Regions from separate parts of the Homo sapiens genome. Here region 1 is linked to region 2. Evidence: read pairs that join two places in POLR2A ChIA-PET (ENCODE). Cell type or tissue: endothelial cell of umbilical vein. All regions are shown on one strand. Region 1 has its middle 30 kb from the start of CHST14. Region 2 overlaps RAD51 (RAD51 recombinase).

What was found. ChIA-PET counts read pairs that join two places held together with the same protein. Peaks named below come from ENCODE experiments on the same cell type or tissue, not always from the same donor. Only the 100,000 strongest peaks of a DNase experiment are listed, where the experiment ranks them.
Region 1: POLR2A ChIA-PET joins it to region 2 with 6 read pairs; 4 of 35 experiments call an interaction of 5 or more read pairs at or near these places.

The regions. Positions count from the first base shown.
Region 1 is chr15:40,498,866-40,503,865 of GRCh38, forward strand. No RefSeq gene overlaps it. Among named protein-coding and RNA genes, the nearest start is that of CHST14, 30 kb to the left of the region's middle. In endothelial cell of umbilical vein, no CTCF peak of the experiment used is centred here; a DNase peak (open chromatin) is centred at 1,906; H3K27me3 peaks cover 414 bases.
Region 2 is chr15:40,728,824-40,733,823 of GRCh38, forward strand. RAD51 (RAD51 recombinase) reads left to right here. Exons shown (of 10, transcript NM_002875.5): 7 at 1; 8 at 682-811; 9 at 1,030-1,151; 10 at 2,232-3,517. The coding sequence ends at 2,355. Among named protein-coding and RNA genes, the nearest start is that of RMDN3, 24 kb to the right of the region's middle. In endothelial cell of umbilical vein, no CTCF peak of the experiment used is centred here; a DNase peak (open chromatin) is centred at 2,428; H3K27ac peaks cover 725 bases.

The DNA of each region.
Region 1 (5,000 bases), 230 kb before region 2:
GGGGGAAAAGGGTCGTGTTACCACACTGCAGATAGGTGAGGATACCAGTGCCAGGCAGGGAGGAGGCTGTGAGGATGCCCAGCCCCTGCTTAGGGATACTGCTTCCCCCCCTTCACTTTTGCAGATTGCAGAGGGCTTGAAGAAGGGATGCAGGCAGTTTGAGCACTGAGTGGCACGTATTCCTGCAATCCCCAAAGTCATGAGGGGGCTCTTTGGAGGGGGTCTCAGAATTGGACTGTATGGTTTGATTTCACGTATTTCTGGGTTTGCTTTGTAGTTTGTCAAGTCATCATACTGTATGCTACTGGCAGATGATAATATGTTAACCAAAAACGACAACAAAGCAGTTGTGATGCGAAGGATGAGGCTAGACTTGGAGTCAGAACCATCATCCAGTACATTGGTTCTTGGCACATAGTGAGAAAGAACCCTTGTGGAATGGAAGGAGAAGCTCCTGGGAAGCAGCGTGTGAAGGTGGAAAGGGTCTTGTTGCCAAGGCAATAACCATTCACTTCCATGGAGCACTGGCCAGGGGCAGGTGCTGTGCTGAGCACTTTGCATGCATGATCCCATTTAACCCCACAGTAATCTATGAGGTTTTTTTTTTTCTTTCTCTTTTTTCTTTTTTAGAGACAGGGTCTTTGTCACCCAAGCTGGAATGCAGTGGTGTGATGATAGCTCATGTGGTCTCAAACTCCTGGGCTCAAATCATCCTCCCACCTCAGCCTCCCGAGTAACTGGGACTACACGTGTATGTCATCATGTCCAGCTAAGTTTTTTGTTTTTTGGGGTTTTTTTCTGAGACAGAGTCTTACTCTGTCACCCAGGCTGGAGTGAAGTGGTGTGATCTCGGCTCACTGCAACCTCTACCTTCTGGGTTCAAGCAATTCTCCTGTCTCAGCCTCACAAAAAGCTGGAATTACAGGCGTGCACCATCACACCTGGCTAATTTTTAAATTTTTAGTAGAGACGGGGTTTCACCATGTTGGCCAGGCTGGTCTCCAACTCCTGACCTCAGGTGATCCGCCCATCTCAGCCTCCCAAAGTGCTGGGATTACAGGCGTGAGCCACCGCGCCCAGCCTTTTTTTAAAAATTATTGTAGAGACAGGTCTTGCTATGTTGCCCAGGCCGGTCTCAAACTCCTGGGCACAAGTGATTCTCCTGCTTCAGCCTTCTGAGTCCCTGGGATTACAGATGAGAACCACTCACCTGGCCAATTAGGGTTCTTATCAACATTTTCCATAATGAAACCATGTGTCAGAGTGAAAAAATGTGCCTGAGGTAACACAGCTAATAAATGTCAGAGCCAGGATTTGAAGCTAGTTCTGTTGGACTTGACATCAATCCACGTAACCTTGGGATACACTGGTTATCAGCTAAGTTGCATTCAAGCCCTTGCTCTTCCATTATGGCTGTGTGTCTTTACCTTATTTCTGTGAAAACATTATGTGCAAAATGTGAATAATAATACCTATGGCAAAATATTTCTGCAAAGATTAAATGAAACTGTGGATGAATACTTTAGAACTATACTGTCTGATACAGCAGCCATTAGCCACATGTAGCTATTGAACTTGGAATATGGCTAGTCTGAATTGAGATGTTTTATAAGTGTAAAAAATACACTGGATTTTGAATACTTAGTGGGAAAAAATGTAAAATTTCTCAGTTTTTCTGTATTGAATACATGTTGAAACGATAATATTTTGGATATACTGGGTTAAATAAAATACATTACTAAAATTAATTTCACCTGTTCCTTTTTACTTTTTAAATGTGATTACTAGAAATTTAAAATTATATATGTGACTCACATTACATTTCTATTGTACAGCACTGCTCTGGAGCCCTATAAATATGATTTATTATTGTTATGGTAATTTCACTCAGAACAATATTCTATTTCATCACTGAGGTCATCACCTAGACTGAGTCTGCCATAGAATGAGTCACCATTTTTCTATAAATGTGAGTTTTAGTATATAAAAAGATTATAAGTATTCATCTTTTGAATCCAGTCTTTCTCGTATGTATTTTATTGTCGTTTTTCAAATACACAGAGTCTTCCAAGGAGACAGAAGTCCCTATGTCTGGAGAAATTAACCCGTTCAAATATATAAATGACAATTTAAAACATTCTGACCCACATACTTTATTCAGGTAACTGGAGAATAACCTTCATCTTGTGGAGCACAGAATCACTTTTTCCTTGCACATGGTGGAAATAATTCCCTCCCTCCCCCCACATTACTCATCAAATGTTGTATCTTCCAATTCAAAATAATGCCTGAATCATTACTGTTTCAAACCACTATCTGTGAAAGCATATCATTTTAAGGCATGCGTAAAGTTTGTGTTCTTATTTGACCCATCATTCCAGCCTGGATACTCTTGGATCCTGATTTTCTCAATGAACATAATACTATCCCTTTCTACCTTATGTTTTTATGCAAATTTCATTTTAGACTTTCTGTAATTCCTTCAGGTCACTAAATGATAAAAGACGACATGGCTAAAGATAGTTAACTAAATTATAATCTCCATAAGGACAGAAGGCCCAAATTTACATACCTGAAATAGAGGACTGGTCTACATTCCATATTGAAGTTAAATTCCAAGAAAATGCAATTTACAATGAAAGGATTTTTTGTTTTCTTTCGTGGGTAACACTAGCTATTGTAACACATAATCCCAACATATAACAGGTTTAATATAACAAGCTTATTTCTACTACCCGTAACAATCCAGTGCTAATATTACTGGTCAGTTGGGTGCCTTGTGCCTTTCCTCCTCTGGTGATTCATGCCTAGGTGATTCCTCATCACACAGCTTCATTATCCCCTTGGCTTTGTCATCCATGCAGCCAATCAGCAAAGAGAGAACTTGGAGAAGGTACACGTGTTCCTTTTTTTTTTTTTTTTGAGATGGAGTTTCGCTCTGTTGCCGAGGCTGGAGTGCAGTGGCATGATCTCGGCTCACTGCAACCTCTGCCTTCTGGGTTCAAGTGATTCTCCTGCCTCAGCTTCCCAAGTAGCTGGGACTACAGGCGCCCGCCAGCACGCCAGGCTAATTTTCGTATTTTTAGTAAAGACGGGGTTTCACCATATTGGCTAGGCTGGTCTCAAACTCCTGACCTTGTGATCCGCCCGCCTCGGCCTCCCAAAATGCTGGGTTTACAGGTGTGAGCCACCATGCCTGGCCCATATTTCTTTAAACTGGCCTGCAAGTGGTACACAATTACTTCTGTTCATATTCCATCATGTGAATTTATCACTTGGTCCCACCTAGACACAAAGGGAGCTGGAAAGACAGTTCCTGGATGGGAAGCTTTTTCCTAGCAATACACTACACTACAAAGAAAAGCATGAAGTCTGGTAAACAGCTGTCCATCCCTGCTACAACTTTTTTTTTTTTTTTTTTTGAGTTGAAGTCTCACTCTGTTGCCCACGCTGGAGTGCAGTGGGCACAATCTCGGCTCACCGCAGCTTCCGTCTCCCAGGTTCAAGCAATTCTCCTGCCTCAGCCTTCTGAGCAGCTGGGACCACAGACACGTGCCACTGCGTCTGGCTAATTTTTTGTATTTTTAGTAGAGATGGGGTTTCACCATGTTGGCCAGGCTGGTCTTGAACTCCTGACCTCAGGTGATCTGCCCGCCTCGGCCTCCCAAAGTGCTGGCTTTACAGGTGTGAGCCACCGCATCTGTCCTCTGCTACAACTTATACATGGAAATTATTTCTATAAGGATGAATGCAAAATGTTGAGTTGTATTCCAGACTTCACCATCCAACTTACCTACCATTACTGCCCCTAAACACATTAAATAACACTTAAAACACATTGCATAAAATAGGGATAATAAAAGAGTGTGTAATCATTTATTGCACCAAAGGCAGTAGTCATAAAAGTGTACCCCCAAGATGGAATGAGGAGGCATAGGAGGATGAAGGAGTGGCAAGATGACCAATCTCCACATCCATTCACTGAATTGGAGGGCAGATGCAAAGACAGGGCAAGAAGATTCCATATGAAGGAGGCTGTAGTCTGGTCTCCTTATTGCTCTTAAAATTAGTAAGTATCAACTGTTTTCCTCTCAATTTTATTAACAAAAATCATGGTTGTTCGTATTTGCTCTCTCCTGGCCAAAGTTTCTAGATGACTTGCTAGCTGAAAACCTTGGAAAGATGGCTTACCACCCACATTGTCATATGTCATATGATTATGTGCAAATTTATGTAAAATGTGAAAGGGTAAACATGAACAATGACCTCTCATTTCTTTATATTCCCCACAGTGCCTAGCAGTGCCTTACCACAGCAGGCACCTGCTAGATATGTATTGATTTTTGATGGATTTAAGTGGATCCAGTTTGTTATGATTGTGCTTTGAGTCTTCTGTTCTAAAATATTTAAGTTTTGCATATGTTATAGGCATCAATCCTCTTCATGGATACTTCTTTCTTTGATGTGAAATGAGTGCATTTGATAAAAATGTCCTCTAAATTGAGGTGTCCCCATGTCTTTAGTTCTGAATCTGCTATCCAGCTCTGAATCTGGTGATTGGCTAAGGAATTAAATTTGTTTTTTATGTTAATTAGAACATAATAAAGAAAAGTATCTTTTAAAAATCTGAAGATGGACATTTGTTTAAAAAGGCAGTAACAGCCGGCTCACGCCTGTAATCTCAACACTTTGGGAGGCTGAGGTGGGTGGATTGCTTTGGGCACAGGAGTTTGAGACCAACCTGGGCAACATGGCAAAACCCCATCTCTACAAAAAACAAAAAAATTAGCCAGGCGTGGTGGCATGTGCCTATAGTCCCAGCTACTCCACCTACTTGGGAGGCTGAGGCAGGAGGATCACCTGAGCCTGGGAAGGTCAAGGCTGCAGTAAGCCATGATCGTGCCACTGCACTGCAGCCTGAGTGATGGAATAAGACCCTGTCTCAAAAAAAAAGTCACCTTGGATCATATTATCATATCATATGCTTATTTATTGTATGT
Region 2 (5,000 bases):
GGTATGTGTTCAGTATAAGACACCAAATATGTTCTTAAGAGTCCTTCCCTGAATCTTGTAATGGCTATTTGGCCAGATTGATAGTAGTTTGAATTAGAAATGAGGAGGTTTAAGTATAATTCCTGTGTTGACACTCTTGCTTTGTAGTTTAGGTCAAGTCACTATTAAAAATGAAACCATAATCTACTTGAACTTGCTGGAAATCTTGTTAAACGGTGCCTCAGATGTTAGTACTGTGCAAATATTTTAATAAAACATCTATATACAGGCCGGGCGCGGTGGCTCAAGCCTGTAATCCCAGCACTTTGGGAGGCCAAGGCGGGTGGATCACAAGGTCAGGAGATCGAGAACATCCTGGCTAACACGGTGAATCCGTCTCTACTAAAAAAATACAAAAAAATTAGCTGGGTGTGGTGGCGGGCGCCTGTAGTCCCAGCTACTCCGGAGGCTGAAGCAGGAGAATGGAGTGAACCCGGGAGGCAGAGCTTGCAGTGAGCCAAGAATGCCCCACTGCACTCCAGCCTGGGCGACAGAGCTAGACTCCATCTCAAAAAAAAAAAAAAAAAAAAAAAAATCTGTATACAGGAAAAACTATGAATATGAGATTTTAGGGTGGTAAGGAAGGGACCAGAATCTGACACAGGCTAGAAATAGGCTTCAGAGAATCCTTGTTTCCTGTAGGTATGCACTGCTTATTGTAGACAGTGCCACCGCCCTTTACAGAACAGACTACTCGGGTCGAGGTGAGCTTTCAGCCAGGCAGATGCACTTGGCCAGGTTTCTGCGGATGCTTCTGCGACTCGCTGATGAGGTAAGTTGTGGGATAGGGACAGAGAATGCCTACTTTCAGTGGCTGTGAATTCCAGGAGCCTTGCTAGGAGGCTAAGACATCAGTGCCTGAGATCATCAAGCTCTTAGGAAGAAGAGAGACATTAGTTATTCGTTATTTTGTGGGGGAAAGTGGTGGCAGCATTAAGGCTTTTGGAGTGTCTATGGCCACAAAATTGACATTTATCCTTTCCCCATCAGTTTGGTGTAGCAGTGGTAATCACTAATCAGGTGGTAGCTCAAGTGGATGGAGCAGCGATGTTTGCTGCTGATCCCAAAAAACCTATTGGAGGAAATATCATCGCCCATGCATCAACAACCAGGTAAGGTGTTGATGGGATCAGTTCTTCTTTTCGGAATGTCATATTAACTGTGAAGACATGAAGATATAACATTTTCATTTAAGCCCTGTTAAAGCTACTGTTGTATAGACACTTAGGAACTCTTGCTAATCTAATTAACATGCTCTCGTTGGTATAGATGTTTTAGTTCATAAAAGAATTAAAAACCCACAAGTGTGGAAGAATGAATATGAGTAATTGATATGCCTCTCCCCTGTTATTTAAAAAATGTTTGGGCTGGGCACAGTGGCTCACACTGGTAATCCCAACACTTTGGGAGGCCAAGGTGATAGGATGGTTTGAGGCCAGGAATTCGACACTAGTAAGGGCAACAAAGTGAGGCCTCTGTCTCTACAAAAAAAAGTAGCTGGTGTGGTGGCGTGTGCCTGTAGTCTTAGCTACCCAGGAGACTGAGGCAGGAGGATCAGTTGAGCATAGGAATTCGAGGCTGTATTGAGCTATGATCACACATCACTGCACTCCAGCCTGGCAAAAGAGCAGGACACTGTCTTGAAAAAATTTTTTTTCTTTTTTTTTTTTTTTTTTTGAGATGGAGTCTCGCTGTGTCACCCAGGCTGGAGTGCAGTGGCACGATCTCGGCTCACTGCAAGCTCCGCCTCCCGGGTTCACACCATTCTCCTGCCTCAGCCTCCCGAATAGCTGGGACTACAGGCACCCGCCACCACACCTGGCTAATTTTTTTGTATTTTTAGTAGAGATGGGGTTTCACAGTGTTAGCCAGGATGGTCTCGATCTCCTGACCTCGTGATCTGCCCAACTCAGCCTCCCAAAGTGCTGGGATTACAGGCGTGAGCCACCATGCCCGGCCTAAATTTTTCTTTTTTTAATGTTTGTTTCAATATGGACAATCCACTGAGAGGGGCCAGGGCAAAAATGGATTCTGCCAGGTTGGAAATGCACTAAGGAAAACAGTACAGAAACATTCCCAGGGTCCTTCTAGGAAGAATATATGTCTAAAAAATTTTCAGCTCTGTTACAAAGTCAGGAACGGAATTGTTTAATTATAATAAATTGGTGCTTTGGTCTGTGTCTTTGGGTCAGATTGTATCTGAGGAAAGGAAGAGGGGAAACCAGAATCTGCAAAATCTACGACTCTCCCTGTCTTCCTGAAGCTGAAGCTATGTTCGCCATTAATGCAGATGGAGTGGGAGATGCCAAAGACTGAATCATTGGGTTTTTCCTCTGTTAAAAACCTTAAGTGCTGCAGCCTAATGAGAGTGCACTGCTCCCTGGGGTTCTCTACAGGCCTCTTCCTGTTGTGACTGCCAGGATAAAGCTTCCGGGAAAACAGCTATTATATCAGCTTTTCTGATGGTATAAACAGGAGACAGGTCAGTAGTCACAAACTGATCTAAAATGTTTATTCCTTCTGTAGTGTATTAATCTCTGTGTGTTTTCTTTGGTTTTGGAGGAGGGGTATGAAGTATCTTTGACATGGTGCCTTAGGAATGACTTGGGTTTAACAAGCTGTCTACTGGACAATCTTATGTTTCCAAGAGAACTAAAGCTGGAGAGACCTGACCCTTCTCTCACTTCTAAATTAATGGTAAAATAAAATGCCTCAGCTATGTAGCAAAGGGAATGGGTCTGCACAGATTCTTTTTTTCTGTCAGTAAAACTCTCAAGCAGGTTTTTAAGTTGTCTGTCTGAATGATCTTGTGTAAGGTTTTGGTTATGGAGTCTTGTGCCAAACCTACTAGGCCATTAGCCCTTCACCATCTACCTGCTTGGTCTTTCATTGCTAAGACTAACTCAAGATAATCCTAGAGTCTTAAAGCATTTCAGGCCAGTGTGGTGTCTTGCGCCTGTACTCCCAGCACTTTGGGAGGCCGAGGCAGGTGGATCGCTTGAGCCCAGGAGTTTTAAGTCCAGCTTGGCCAAGGTGGTGAAATCCCATCTCTACAAAAAATGCAGAACTTAATCTGGACACACTGTTACACGTGCCTGTAGTCCCAGCTACTCGATAGCCTGAGGTGGGAGAATCACTTAAGCCTGGAAGGTGGAAGTTGCAGTGAGTCGAGATTGCACTGCTGCATTCCAGCCAGGGTGACAGAGTGAGACCATGTTTCAAACAAGAAACATTTCAGAGGGTAAGTAAACAGATTTGATTGTGAGGCTTCTAATAAAGTAGTTATTAGTAGTGAATGTGCTGTTTATAGCAATTATTGCAGTGCAAGCTATTTCAAGACAGGGTTTCCATAATCTTTTTGGCACTGTATAGGGGTGATCAGTTTCTGTTGCTTCAAGATTTGAAACCAGAAAGGAAAGTCCCACTTGCAGATGATTGTGCTTAAAAGCTAATGGAAAAATAAAAGAAAGACATACCATGGGTTGCCTTGTGGCCCCCCTTTCCTTTTTTTTTTTTTTTTGTTTTTGAGATGGAGTTTCATTCTTGTTGCCCAGGCTGGAGTGCAATGGCGTGATCTCGGCTCACCACAACCTCCACCTCCTGGGTTCAAGCAATTCTCCAGCCTCAGCCTCCCAAGTAGCTGAGACAACAGGCGCCCGCCACCACGCCCTGCTGATTTTTGTATTTTTAATCGAGATGGGGTTTCACCATGTTGGCCAGACTGGTCTCGAACGCCTGATCTCAGTGATCTGCCGGCCTTGGCCTCCCAAAGTGTTGGGATTACAGGCACGAACCACCACACATAGCTCTACAATGCTTTGTTTTAAAAGCCGTTCTAGTCTTTTTTGAGACCGTCTCTCACTCTGTTGCCCAGGCTGGAGTGCAGTAGCACAACTCACTACAACCTTCACCTCCCAGGTTCAAGCAATTCTCCTGCCTCAGACTCCCGAGTAGCTGGGATTACAGGCACGTGCCACCACGCCTGACAAATTTTTTTATTTTCGGTAGAGAAGTTTTTCACTATTTTGACCAGGCTGATCTTGAACTCCTGACCTCAGGTAATCCGCCCACCTCGGCCTCCCAAAGTTCTGGGATCACAGGTGTGAGTACTTTGGGAGGTCGAGGTGGGTGGATCACCTGAGGTCAGGAATTCGAGACCAGCCTCAACATGGAGAAACCCCGTCTTTACTAAAAATACAAAATTAGCTGGGCATGGTGGTGCATTCCTGTAATCCCAGCTACTGGAGAGGCTGAGGCAGGAGAATCGCTTGAACCTGGGAGGCGGAGGGTGCGGTGAGCCGAGATTGCGCCATTGCACTCCAGCCTGGGCAACAAGAGCGAAACTCCGTCTCTAAATAAATAAATAAATAAATAAATCAGGGACTGGGCCAGGTGCGGTGGCTCACATCTGTAATCCCAATGCTTAGGGAGGCCAAAGTGGGTAGACCACTTGAATCAGGAGTTTGAGGTCAGCCTGGGCAACATGGTGAAACCCTGTACAAAAAATTTAGAAATTAAAAAATTATTTGGGCATGGTGGGACGCACTTGTAGTCCCTAGCTACTCCGGTGGCTGAGGTGGGAGGATCCCTTGAGGCCGGGAGGTAGCAGCTGCAGTGAGCCCTGATCACACCACTGCACTGCAGCATGGGTGAGAAAGCAAGGCCCTGTCTCAAAAAAAATCAGATTGAAAAGTAGCATTGTCAATGTCCCTGGAAGCCAGATGCCAAATGGAGTTTATGGGACTCTTTTTTTCCCCTTTACCTCTTTTCACTAGTTAGGACTTCCAATCCAGATCTTACCCAAAGTGCTCAGTGACCCACCCAAAACGTTTTCCTGTTTGTTACATTAGTTTATTGTATATTTAAGGTATACAACATGATGTTATGAGATATTAATACATATAAGGAGGCCAGGCATGGTGGCTCATGCCTATAATCCCAGCACTTTGGGGGGCCAAGGT